Linked DNA regions of Homo sapiens: region 1 is linked to region 2. A link is an interaction called in ENCODE POLR2A ChIA-PET data of the cell type or tissue named here. Cell type or tissue: Caco-2. All regions are shown on one strand. Links, peaks and the distances in the headings refer to the core of each region. The heading gives the core; the rest is flanking DNA.

Region 1 (5,254 bases), core at 255-5,254, 2.0 Mb after region 2:
TAATTCAAAGTACTTTATCACCATTACCTCACTGATCTTAACTAACATCCAAGGAAGGAAGGAAAGAAAAAAGGCAGAAGCTTTCTCATTTCCTAAAACAAAAGTGAATGGGGGCTGGGTGCGGTGGCTCACACCTGCGATCCCAGCACTTTGGGAGGCCAAGGCAGGTGGATCAGCTGACGTCAGGAGTTCGACACCAGCCTGACCAATATGATGAAATCCCGTCTCTGCTAAAAATACGAAAACTTAGTCGGGTGTGGTGGTGGGCACATGTAATTCCAGCTACCCAGGAGGCTGAGACAGGAGAATCGCTTGAACCTGGGAAGCAGAGGTTGCATTGAGCCAAGATCTCACCACTGCACTCCAGCCTGGGCAACAGAGCAAGACTCCATCTCAAAAAAAAAAAAAAAAAAAAAAAAGTGAATGGGGAGTGGGAGCTTTTAGGTGAACCAGCTCCTATTCACCTATGGTCAGTGAAGAATAAGTACCTCAAATATACACAATAACACTAATGGGGATGGGGGAGGGCATACAAATGAACTCCAAAGCCCTGACTGTGGCCCATAGCCAGAGAAAACAAAAAAGATTCCTGATTTGGGGAGAGGAGTCCTCAACTGGGAGTTTGACAGTTCAGACTGATTTCAAAAGACAGGCTGAATTTTACCCCTCTGTGCTAGAAAGGGTATCGAACCATAAATTCCCCCTGCCCTGACTTCACCAAACTTTGTAAATAACAGAGACGCGCACCCGAGTAATTAGAAGAAAAAGCTAAGTGGCTTGTCAGCTAAGTGGCTTGAGTAGGCATAGGTGTGGCTGGAAGCATTCTGTGTATTTTCTCTACAGCCAAATGTGTAAACGGTCAGAAATACTAGTTTAATGAGCTTATAAATTTGGAGTGACTCTTTACATCTGACAGTGAGGTCTGGGGTTCAACTATTTCACCTCTGAAATCAAAGAGGCTGTGATGGGGTATTCATCTCTTACCAATTCTTTTTTTTTTTTTTTCTTTTTTTGAGATGGAGTTTCGCTCTTGTTGCCCAGGCTGGACTGCAGTGGCGCAATCTCAGCTCACTGCAATCTGTCTCCCGGGTTCAAGCAATTCTCCTGCCTCCGCCTCCTGAGTAGCTAGGATTACAGGCGCCCACCACAACGCCCGGCTAATTTTGTGTATTTTTAGTAGAGACGGGGTTTCATCATGTTGGCTAGTCTGGTCTTGAATTCCTGACCTCAGGTGATCCACCCACCTCGGCCTCCCAAAGTGCTGGGATTACAGGTGTGAGCCACCACGCCCGGCCCATCTCTGACCAATTCTTCCAGAATGTTCCACAGGTTTCTTCTTCACACTTTATGATTCTATTTTACTGACCCAAACAATTCGCCCTCCAATGTTTCGTGGAGGGGATAACAACTCTGGGTATTTGAAGATGTTTTCTGACATCTTATCTGTTTCCTTCCCTCCTTGGTCTGCGCTGGGCTACCTGAAATGCCTCCTACACGCGCGCTTCCCTTATGAACATTCATTAGATGGGTACTTGTCCTGCTTAACTCCTACAAATTCACAAGTTCTCTAATGCTCAAATTCAAAGCACTTGCATCTCTAGGTAATCACTGTTTGCTAAAATGCTCTTTAGCTTTTTCTATCTACAATGTTTCTAAACGTTAATTTAATTGAACTTAAAAGCGATTGTGCATAATGTGCCGCAACTTGGCACTCAGCTCATGTAAACAGTGTCTTGCTGACAGGGTAGGTCTAGTGCAGGAAATAACCGCGTCAGCAGCGCTGTCCCACATAGGACTACAAATCCATGACAGCCTCAGGGGCTCCCCACGAGGCACAATGGGTGATGTCATTCTTCTGGGGCTTGGCTAGGCCATGACTGGGTCTAGAGGCACTCTCTCTTCCCAGTCCGTTTTTAGAACTAATATTTGCAATGCCACTTCCACATTTCCCTCTATTTCTGATTCATGTCAGCCTGAGGCCTGAGACAGAACAAGCCTGCAGCTGAACACATGGTTACCACTTTTTTTCCAGAACCTTAGGAAAACGTTGTTAATGTTCAGGGCTATGAGTGACCTTGCCGTCCCACATCATGGAACTATTTATTAAACAGATGGATGGACAACCTTATAATTAGGTCAACTACGTATACTCCGATTCAAGCCCTTGGTTTCATTCCTTTTCTCTCTAAGATTAGGGAATTTCTCAATGACCAATAACGCAGAAATACACCCCCTCACATCCCGAGGGAGATTGCTCAGCCTACAGCCACCCCGTGAAGATCCCATGACTTCTGGCATCTGCCCTAATAACCCAAGTCTCTTATCTGTGAGTTTTGGTTTGTCAGACCCTGTTGTTCGCATTAATCTTCCTGTGCCTGTGAGGACAGAACCCGGACAAAGTGGGAGTCCTGAACCTGCGTATGCTGGTTGAATAGGTAAACACCCTCAGATAAGGAGGCCTTGGGAAAACCATTGTGACGTCCTAAGAATGCAAGGTGTAAAAGTTCCAATCCCACTCTCCCACCCCTAAACCAGTTGAGACACAGACCTGCCCTTCCCCAGGTTGACTTGGCCCGACTAGATAGCATCTGCAATCTGCACTCGCTCCCTCCCTCCCAAGTGAATCAGTCCCCAACCGGTTACCTCCCCAGGCTCCTTGGAGACAATGCCAAGTACAGCCTAGGGGGTGATGGCTCCATTTGAGGAGCCTGGCATCTTGGAGAGTGCCACCCCAATCCCCCGCTTTGGGCAGGTGCATAGGGAGGACTCAGGAAAGAGGTGTTCTGCCATGGACCAGTCCAGGTCCAAAAAGTCTCGAGAAGCGCCCGGGAGCCAGGAGAAAAGCCGAGAGATGAAAGGAGATGCCTGAGGTGCCGCAGCCCAGGTCTGAGCCGGGCTAGAAACCGCGTGACAAAACAAAGATGCGTTCTTAGCCGTGATGGAACTCCCAGATTAGCTTGGCTTTCTTCCTTTTGTTTTGTTTTGTTTTATTCATCTCTGTCGCATCTATTTTCCTCTGGGCATGTGACACTTCCACTCTTTCTCTTCTTTAGTCCTCTTCCAGAAGTTCTGTTCTGTGCTGGATTAGGTCAGGAGTGATGGATTGTTCTTATACACACGGGATATGGTGGATGAATGTGTTGATCTGACACTCACTGAGAGTTCTAAACAGGGAATTATAGCAGTGACAAGTGGTGAAAGACATGGCCCCTGCCTCTTGAGCTTCTGTGGGACCCAGCAGGCTGGAGGGGCGCACCCAGCTTTATGCATCTGCCCTCAGGAGAGCTGCACAGGCTCCAATTTTTCTACTTTTATTTTTAATTTAATTTTTTTTTTGAGATGGAGTCTCACTCTGTCATCCAGGCTGGAGTGCAGTGGCACAATCTCTGCCCCCCAGGTTCAAGCGATTCTCCTGCCTCAGCCTCCCAAGTAGCTGGGATTACAGCTGCCTGCCACTGCGCCCAGCTAATGTTTGTATTTTTAGTAGAGACAGGGTTTCACCATCTTGGCGAGGCTGGTCTTGAACTCCTGACCTCGTGATCCACCTGCCTTGGCCTCCAAAAGTGTTGGAATTACAGGCGTGAGCCACCGCGCCCGGCCTCAGGCTCCGGTTTTTCTAAATGAAAGCCTCATCTCTTACTGACCCACTGGGTAACTGAACCCTTGATTTTCATGTAAGACTGATCTCTTGGCCTGGCGCAGTGGCTCACGCCTATAATCCCAGCACTTTGGGAGGCCAAGGCAGGCAGATCACCAGATCAGGAGATTGAGACCATCCTGGCCAACATGGTGAAACCCCGTCTCTACTAAAAATACAAAAATTAGCTGGGTGTGGTGGAGTGCACCTGTAATCCCAGCTACTTGGAAGGCTGAGGCAGGAGAATGGTTTGAACCCAGGAGGCAGAGATTGCACAGTGAGCCAAAATCACGCCACTCCACTGCAGCCTGGCGACAGAGCGAGACTCCGCCTCAAAAAGAAAACAAACAAACAAACAAACAAACAAAAACGGATTTCCCGCTGGTAACAACTGGTTAATTAGTCTCTGGTTTTCTGTCCTTCTAGTCAAATGCTCCAGAAGAGCTCTGTATTTAAATACGCCCAAGTATGAATCTCTGGTCAAGTGAAGACTATTTCTAGAAAACAAGTAAGTCTTCCCAAATTCATCTGCCTCAGCTAGGACTGGCATAAATCACTTTTTCTTGAATTGGTCTCCATTGCATATCCCATTTTCTTCTCATCTTTTTTTTTTAATTGCCAAACAAGATGTATGCCACCCAAGCCACAAAATGGCAGGCAACCAATTTCTGTCCTGCTACATCCAAAATTCTCTAAGGTTCTACAAATATGAGCAATGATTACCAAAGGACTTGTGCTGTAAGGGAAGAAGAGGAACTGGAAATATTCCGGCTAGTGCCAGGAGCTCTGGGGACCCCAGCTCTGCCTGGCTGCCTGGGTCCAGTCATTCCGAAGGAGATAATGTCTATGGCTGCTGATAGGTCTCTCTGGTGACCACAATTTCAGAACTGGAAATTGGTGGTGGTCTGATGCGTAGCCTAACAAAGGGCCAGTGGGCCAGTCCTCTGTCCCAGAAATTGAGATTGTCCCAGAAATCTGAGGCCACATGGTTGCCCGCAGGACAGCTCTAAGACACCATTTAGTTGATTAAAGCAGATGTTCAAACTCTCCTCCAATCCCACCTATCTACTCACAATTTGCATCCCCCCAACCCCCATCAGTCTCCTTTTTTTAAAAAAAGAGATATGCTAGGCCAGGCATGGTGGCTCAGGCCTGTAATTCCAGCACTTTGGGAGGCTGAGGCAGGAGGATCACTTGAGACCAGGAGTTTGAGATCAGCCTGGGCAACATAGCAACACCCTGTCTCTAAAAAAAAAAAAAAAAATTAGCCAGTGATGCGTGCCTGTGGTCCCAGCTAGCTACTCGGGAGGCTGAGATGGGAGGATCGCTGGAGCCCAGGAGGATGAGGCTGCAGTGAGCTCTGATTGTACCACTGAACTCCAGCCTGGGCAACAGAGCCAGACCCTGTCTCCAAAAAAAGAAAAAAGATAAAGAGAAATGCTAGTGGTAAAAAAACGTAACTTAAAGCCTGTACATTCCCCGCAGGGGGGTGTTTATGGCCTTGTATCCAGCTGGCTCTTCCCAGATTCAAAAGCAATTATTCCAAAAGAATGCTTTATGGTTAAAATTAAACCACAGTCCAAAAGCTATTAGAACTGGACTTTGAACAAATGCCAA
Region 2 (5,494 bases), core at 210-5,209:
AGCCTGGGCGACAAGAGCGAAACTAAAAAAAAAAAAAAAGATGTAGCTGCACACATGAAGACCAAGTTAATATCTTATTTACAGAATTTTACTTTCACCTTACAAATGAGCAAATCTATAGATGTGGCTCGACTTGCTGTATCAGCACCAACTGCTCATCAAAGAATAATTTATTTTATGTGAATGCTCAGCAGCAGATACAAATGGTGATAAATATTCAAAGGGTTGAATAACTTCCTGAATCTCATGACTTATCCTGGAACAACTTTATTTCCATTTGCACCCTTGGTGCAGAAGCAGTGGTGGAGAAAACTGCTGACGCCGTAACATGGATCAAGGAAGTGGCACTAAGCTCTACTAGTGGTCATTGTCATGGTCTTCTTTCCCACCACAAACTTGTGGTTGAAAAATAAAAGCCATTTTTACTTGAGAATGTCTTGAATGAAGGATTAAAGACTATCATTTTTTTTATTTACTTATTTATTTATTTATTTATTTTAATTTTTATCTATTTATTTTTTTGAAACAGAGTCTCACTCTGTCTCCTAGGCTGAAGTGCAATGGCGTGATCTGTGCTCACTGCCACCTCTGCCTCCTGGGTTCAAGTGATTCTCCTGCCTCAGCCTCCCAAGTTGCTGGGATTACAGGCACCTGCCACCACGCCTGGCTAATTTTTGTATTTTTAGTAGAGACAGGGTTTCGCCACGTTGGCCGGGCTGGTCTGGAATTCCTGACCTCAGGTGATCCACCTGCCTCGGCCTCCCAAAGTGCTGGGATTACAGGCATGAGCCACCATGCCTGGCCAAGACTATTAATTCTGTGTGTGTGTGTGTGTGTGTGTGTGTGTGTGTGACAAGGTCTCACTGTGTCACTTAGGCTGGAGTGCATTGGTGCAACCTCCGCCCACTGCAACCTCTGCCTCCCGGGTTCAAGTGATTTTCTCACCTCAGCCTCCCCAGTAGCTGGTACTACAGGTCCGCACCACCACGCCTGGCTAGTTTTTCTATTTGTTTTTTTTTTTTTTTTTTGGTAGAGACAGGGTTTTACTATGTTTGCCAGGCTGGTCTCAAACTCCTGACCTCAAGTGATCCACCTGCCTCAGCCTCCCACAGTGCTGGGATTACAGGCATAAGCCACCATGCCCAGTCTTTTATTTTATCAACCCTTTAATAAAGGTCTCTTTAGGCCAGGCATAGTGACTCACGCCTGTAATCCCAACACTTTCGGAGGCCAAGGCGAGTGGATCACCTGAGGTAAGGAGTTCGAGACCAGCCTGTCCAACATGGTGAAACCCTGTCTCTACTAAAAATACAAAAATTAGCTGGGCATGGTGGTGGGTGCCTGTAATGTCAGCTACTCGGGAGGCTGAGGCAGGAGAATTGCAGTGAGCCGAGATCGCACCATTGCACTCTAGCCTGGACCAACAACAGCGAGACACCATCCCAAAAAAAAAAAAAAAAAAAGGGTATTCCAAGTGAGGAAATACAAAGTATTCATGAGGCATTGCTGCTGTATGCCAAACTTGAGGAAAGCACATGTGTTGGAGCTGAACCAGCTGCAGGGATCATAATTTTTTCTTGAAAGAACAACTGATGGACAAACTAGAGTTGTTCATATGGACATTTTATGAAAATGAACAAAGTGAGCCTGTCATTGTTGCCAGTGATAAAATTCAAGTTTTCAAGTGAAAATTAGAATTTTGGAAAACTTGTGTCTGCTAAAACTTTTCCGAGATTGGTAGTAAAATTAATGAATGTGATTTTTTGACATTGTGTGAAACGTCAGTGTTTGGAAATTCTGCACAATTCAGTGAAGAAATATTTTCCAGATTGCTAGTGGGTAAAAGAGCCATTCAAAGTGCAGGACGAGGCCAGGCATGGTGGCTCACGCCTGTAATGTCAGCACTTTGGGAAGCTGAGGAGGGAGGATCGCTTGAGGTCAGAAGTTCAAGACCAGCCTCTGCAACATGGCAAGACCTCATCATCTCTGCTAAAATGTTTAAAAAATTAGCTAAGCATGGTGATATGCACCTGCAGTCCTAACCACTCAGGAGGCTGAGGCGAGAAGATCTCTTGAGCCCAAGGTCAAGGCTGTAGTAAGTTGTGATTGTGCCACTGTACCCCAGCCTGGGCAACAGAGTGAGACCTTATTTCAAAAACAAAAAAAAAAAAAAACAGTGCAGGATGACTAATGTAAAAGTATATGAAATGTTCCTTGATAAAATTTCAGGTTCCACATTGCAACTAGCCTTTAAAAACTACCACTTGTTGAATTTTGGTGTAGTATCAAAGAAGAAAATCCTCAGTATCTGAAAGGCTGTTGAACTCTATTTTTCAACTACATGTCTCTGTGAAGTGAGATTTTCTTCATATGTTTCAACCAAAACAACTTATGAAAACACATTGAATGTGGAAGCAGAGAGAAGTCAGCTGTCTTTCATTAAGCCAGACATTAAAGAGATGTGCAAGAATGTAAAGCACTGCTACTCTTGTGGTGAAATTTCATTTTGTTTTGGAAAATACAGGTTTTTTATTTTAAAAAGATTATTAGCATAAACATGTGGATTTATGATCTTGAATGGATTAATAAATATTTTTTAAAATTAGTTTCAATTTCTAATAAGATAGCTGTGTAGTCCTCAATAATTTTTTAAGCATATAAAGAGTTCTTGAGACCAAAGGTGAGAAAACCACGGTAGCAGACAAAACATGGGGCCCTTGTCTTGATCGGTTGGTTGGTTACTTGCTTTGACTTCATAAGGAGCTCTTGTTTTGCTGGTTCCCAGCCCCAGTATAATCCCTGCCTGGGCCTCAAAGAGGCATTCAGTACTTTGGTTTGCAGTCCTTCTGGTTCCAGAAGCTAGTTCTCTGTGATGTGAGGGACTTTGACCAAAGATAACTGATTTCCTCCTTCTGATACATACACCACTGGCCCTGTGGGTTTTTTTTTTTTGTTTTTTTTTTTTTTTTAAATATATGGCTTGTTTATTCTTTTTCTCCCCTTTTTTCTTTATTTCTTAAATTTTTTTCTCATTTTCCCTTTTAATTTCTTTATTGTTGGTTTATTTATTTTGAAACAGAGTCTTACTCTGTTGCCCAGGCTGGAGTGCAGTGGCGTGATCTCAGCTCATTGCAGCCTTGACCTCTCCAGGCTCAGTTGATCCTCCCACCTCCGCCTCCCAAGTAGCTGAGATTACAGGTGTGCGCTACCACACCCGGCTAATTTTTGTATATTTAGTAGAGACAGTGTTTCGCCATGTTGGCCAGGCTGGTCTCGAACTCCTGGCCTAAGTGATCCGCCAACCTCGGCCTCCCAAAGAGCTAGGATTACAGGTATGAGCCACTGCAACCTGTCTTGTTTTTTATTTTTCTCATTTTTTTCCATTTTTAAATTTTTCATGTTTTTTTTTTTTTTTTTTTTTTTTTTTTTTTTTTTTTGAGACAAAGTCTCTCTCGCTCTCTCGCTCTCTCACTCTCTCGCCCAGGCTGGAGTGCAGTGGCGCCATCTCGGCTCACTGCAAGCTCTGCCTCCCGGGTTCACGCCATTCTCCTGCCTCAGCCTCCCGAGTAGCTGGGAGGGACTACAGGCGCCCCCCACCATGCCCGGCTAATTTTTTGTATTTTTATTAGAGATGGGGTTTCACCGTGTTAGCCAGGATGGTCTCGATCTCCTGACCTCATGATCCGCCCGCCTCGGCCTCCCAAAGTGCTGGGATTGCAGGCATGAGCCACCACGCCCGGCCTAAATTTTTCAGTTTTTATACTCATTTCCTTTTTGTTCGTTTTCTTTCTTTAATTTGTTAGTATTTGTTGTTTTTTGAGACAGCCTCACTTTATCACCCAGGGTGGAGTGTGGTGGCACGATGTTGGCTCACTGCAACTTCCACCTCCCAGGTTCAAGCAGTTCTCCTGCCTCTGCCTTCCCAGTAGCTGGGATTATAGGCACTTGCCACCAAGTGATTTTTGCATTTTAGTAGAGACGGGGTTTCTCCATGTTGGTCAGGCTGGTCTCCATGTTGGTCAGGCTGGTCTCGAACTCCTTACCTCAGGTGATCTGCCTGCCTTGGCCTCCCAAAGTGCTGGGATTACAGGCATGAGCCACCGCCCCAGCCTGTTTTTTGGTCAGCTGTTTTGTTTTGATTGCATTATAAGATTAGTTCATCAGGTAGACTTCCTTTGGTATATATTTAGTTGTGGTTTGGAAAATAAGTTTTTTATTAAAAATAAGTCATTTATGTTTACATGTAATGAGTTTACTCATGTTCTGTTAAATGAATTGATACATATTTAAATTTTTCCTCACTTGAATTTCTAATATAGTAAATACTGATAGATAAAATTCATATAAACAAAAGCTTCTGGGTGTTCAGTTATTTTTCAAAATGCAAAGAGTCCTGAAACCAAAAACTGTAAGAATCATGGTTGTAGACAAAACTTGGTTTGGTTCTCCATGACTTTGGTTGATACATTTTTTTTTTATTTTTTTATTTTTTGAGACAAGTTCTCATTCTGTCACCCGGGTTAGAGTGGAATGGCATGATCTCGGCTCATTGCAGTCTCAACCTCCCAGGCTCAAGCAATCCTCTCATCTCAGCCTCCCAGAGTGCTGGGATTATAGACATGAGCCATTGTGCCTGGCTATATTATCATCGTTATTATTGTTTTGTTTTGTTTTTTGAGATGGAGTTTTGCTTTGTCACCCAGGGTGGAGTGCAGTGGCACCATCTCAGCTCACTACAACCTCTGCCTCCTGGGATCAAGCGATTCTTGTGCCTCAGCCTCCCAACTAGCTGGGATTACAGGTGCACAGCACCACACTTGGCTCATTTTTGTATTTTTAGTAGAGACAGGGTTTTGCCATGTTGGCTAGGCTCCTGGCTTCAATTGATCTGCCTGCCTCGGCCTCCCAAAGTGCTAGGATTACGGGCATGAGCCACTGTGCCTGGCCCTGTAATATAATTTTACATGAGTTAATAGTGTAACATTTTCTCAGTTGTAATTTTTTTTTTTGAGACAGTGTCTCACTCTATCACCCAGGCTGGAGTGCAATGGCACGATCTCCACTCCCTGCAACCTCCCAGGTTCAAGTGATTCTCCTGCCTCAGCCTCTTGAGTAGCTGGGATTACAGGCATGCGCCACCACACCCGGCTAATTTTTGTACTTTTAGTAGAGATAGGGTTTTCACCATGTTGTTCAGGCTGGTCTCGAACTCCTGACCTCGTGATCCACCTGCCTCTGCCTCCTAAAGTGCTGGGATTACAGGCCTGAGCCACTGTGCCTGGCCAGTTTTAATTTTAATACAATAAATATCAGTAGCTATCACCCACATGAAGAAAGCCATTTGACGTCATCAGTAAGAGTAAAGGGATTCCAGACAGTGTGAGAACTCTTTTGTAAACAGAGATAGGACTGATAATCCCTGTCCTCGATTGGTTGATTACTTGCTATGACCTCATAATGAGCCTCTGTTTTGCAATTTCTGGGGCCCTGGCTG

Evidence for each region. ChIA-PET counts read pairs that join two places held together with the same protein. Peaks named below come from ENCODE experiments on the same cell type or tissue, not always from the same donor. Only the 100,000 strongest peaks of a DNase experiment are listed, where the experiment ranks them.
Region 1: POLR2A ChIA-PET joins it to region 2 with 8 read pairs; 1 of 35 experiments calls an interaction of 5 or more read pairs at or near these places.

What each region holds. Positions count from the first base shown.
Region 1 is chr11:65,812,513-65,817,766 of GRCh38, forward strand. All of the region lies in intron 3 of LOC124902693, which reads right to left. Among named protein-coding and RNA genes, the nearest start is that of SNX32, 19 kb to the right of the region's middle. In Caco-2, for the core only: no CTCF peak of the experiment used is centred there; DNase peaks (open chromatin) are centred at 2,492 and 5,105; H3K4me3 peaks cover 670 bases.
Region 2 is chr11:63,853,369-63,858,862 of GRCh38, forward strand. The region is part of intron 1 of MARK2 (microtubule affinity regulating kinase 2); the gene reads left to right. Among named protein-coding and RNA genes, the nearest start is that of MARK2, 17 kb to the left of the region's middle. In Caco-2, for the core only: no CTCF peak of the experiment used is centred there; a DNase peak (open chromatin) is centred at 2,803.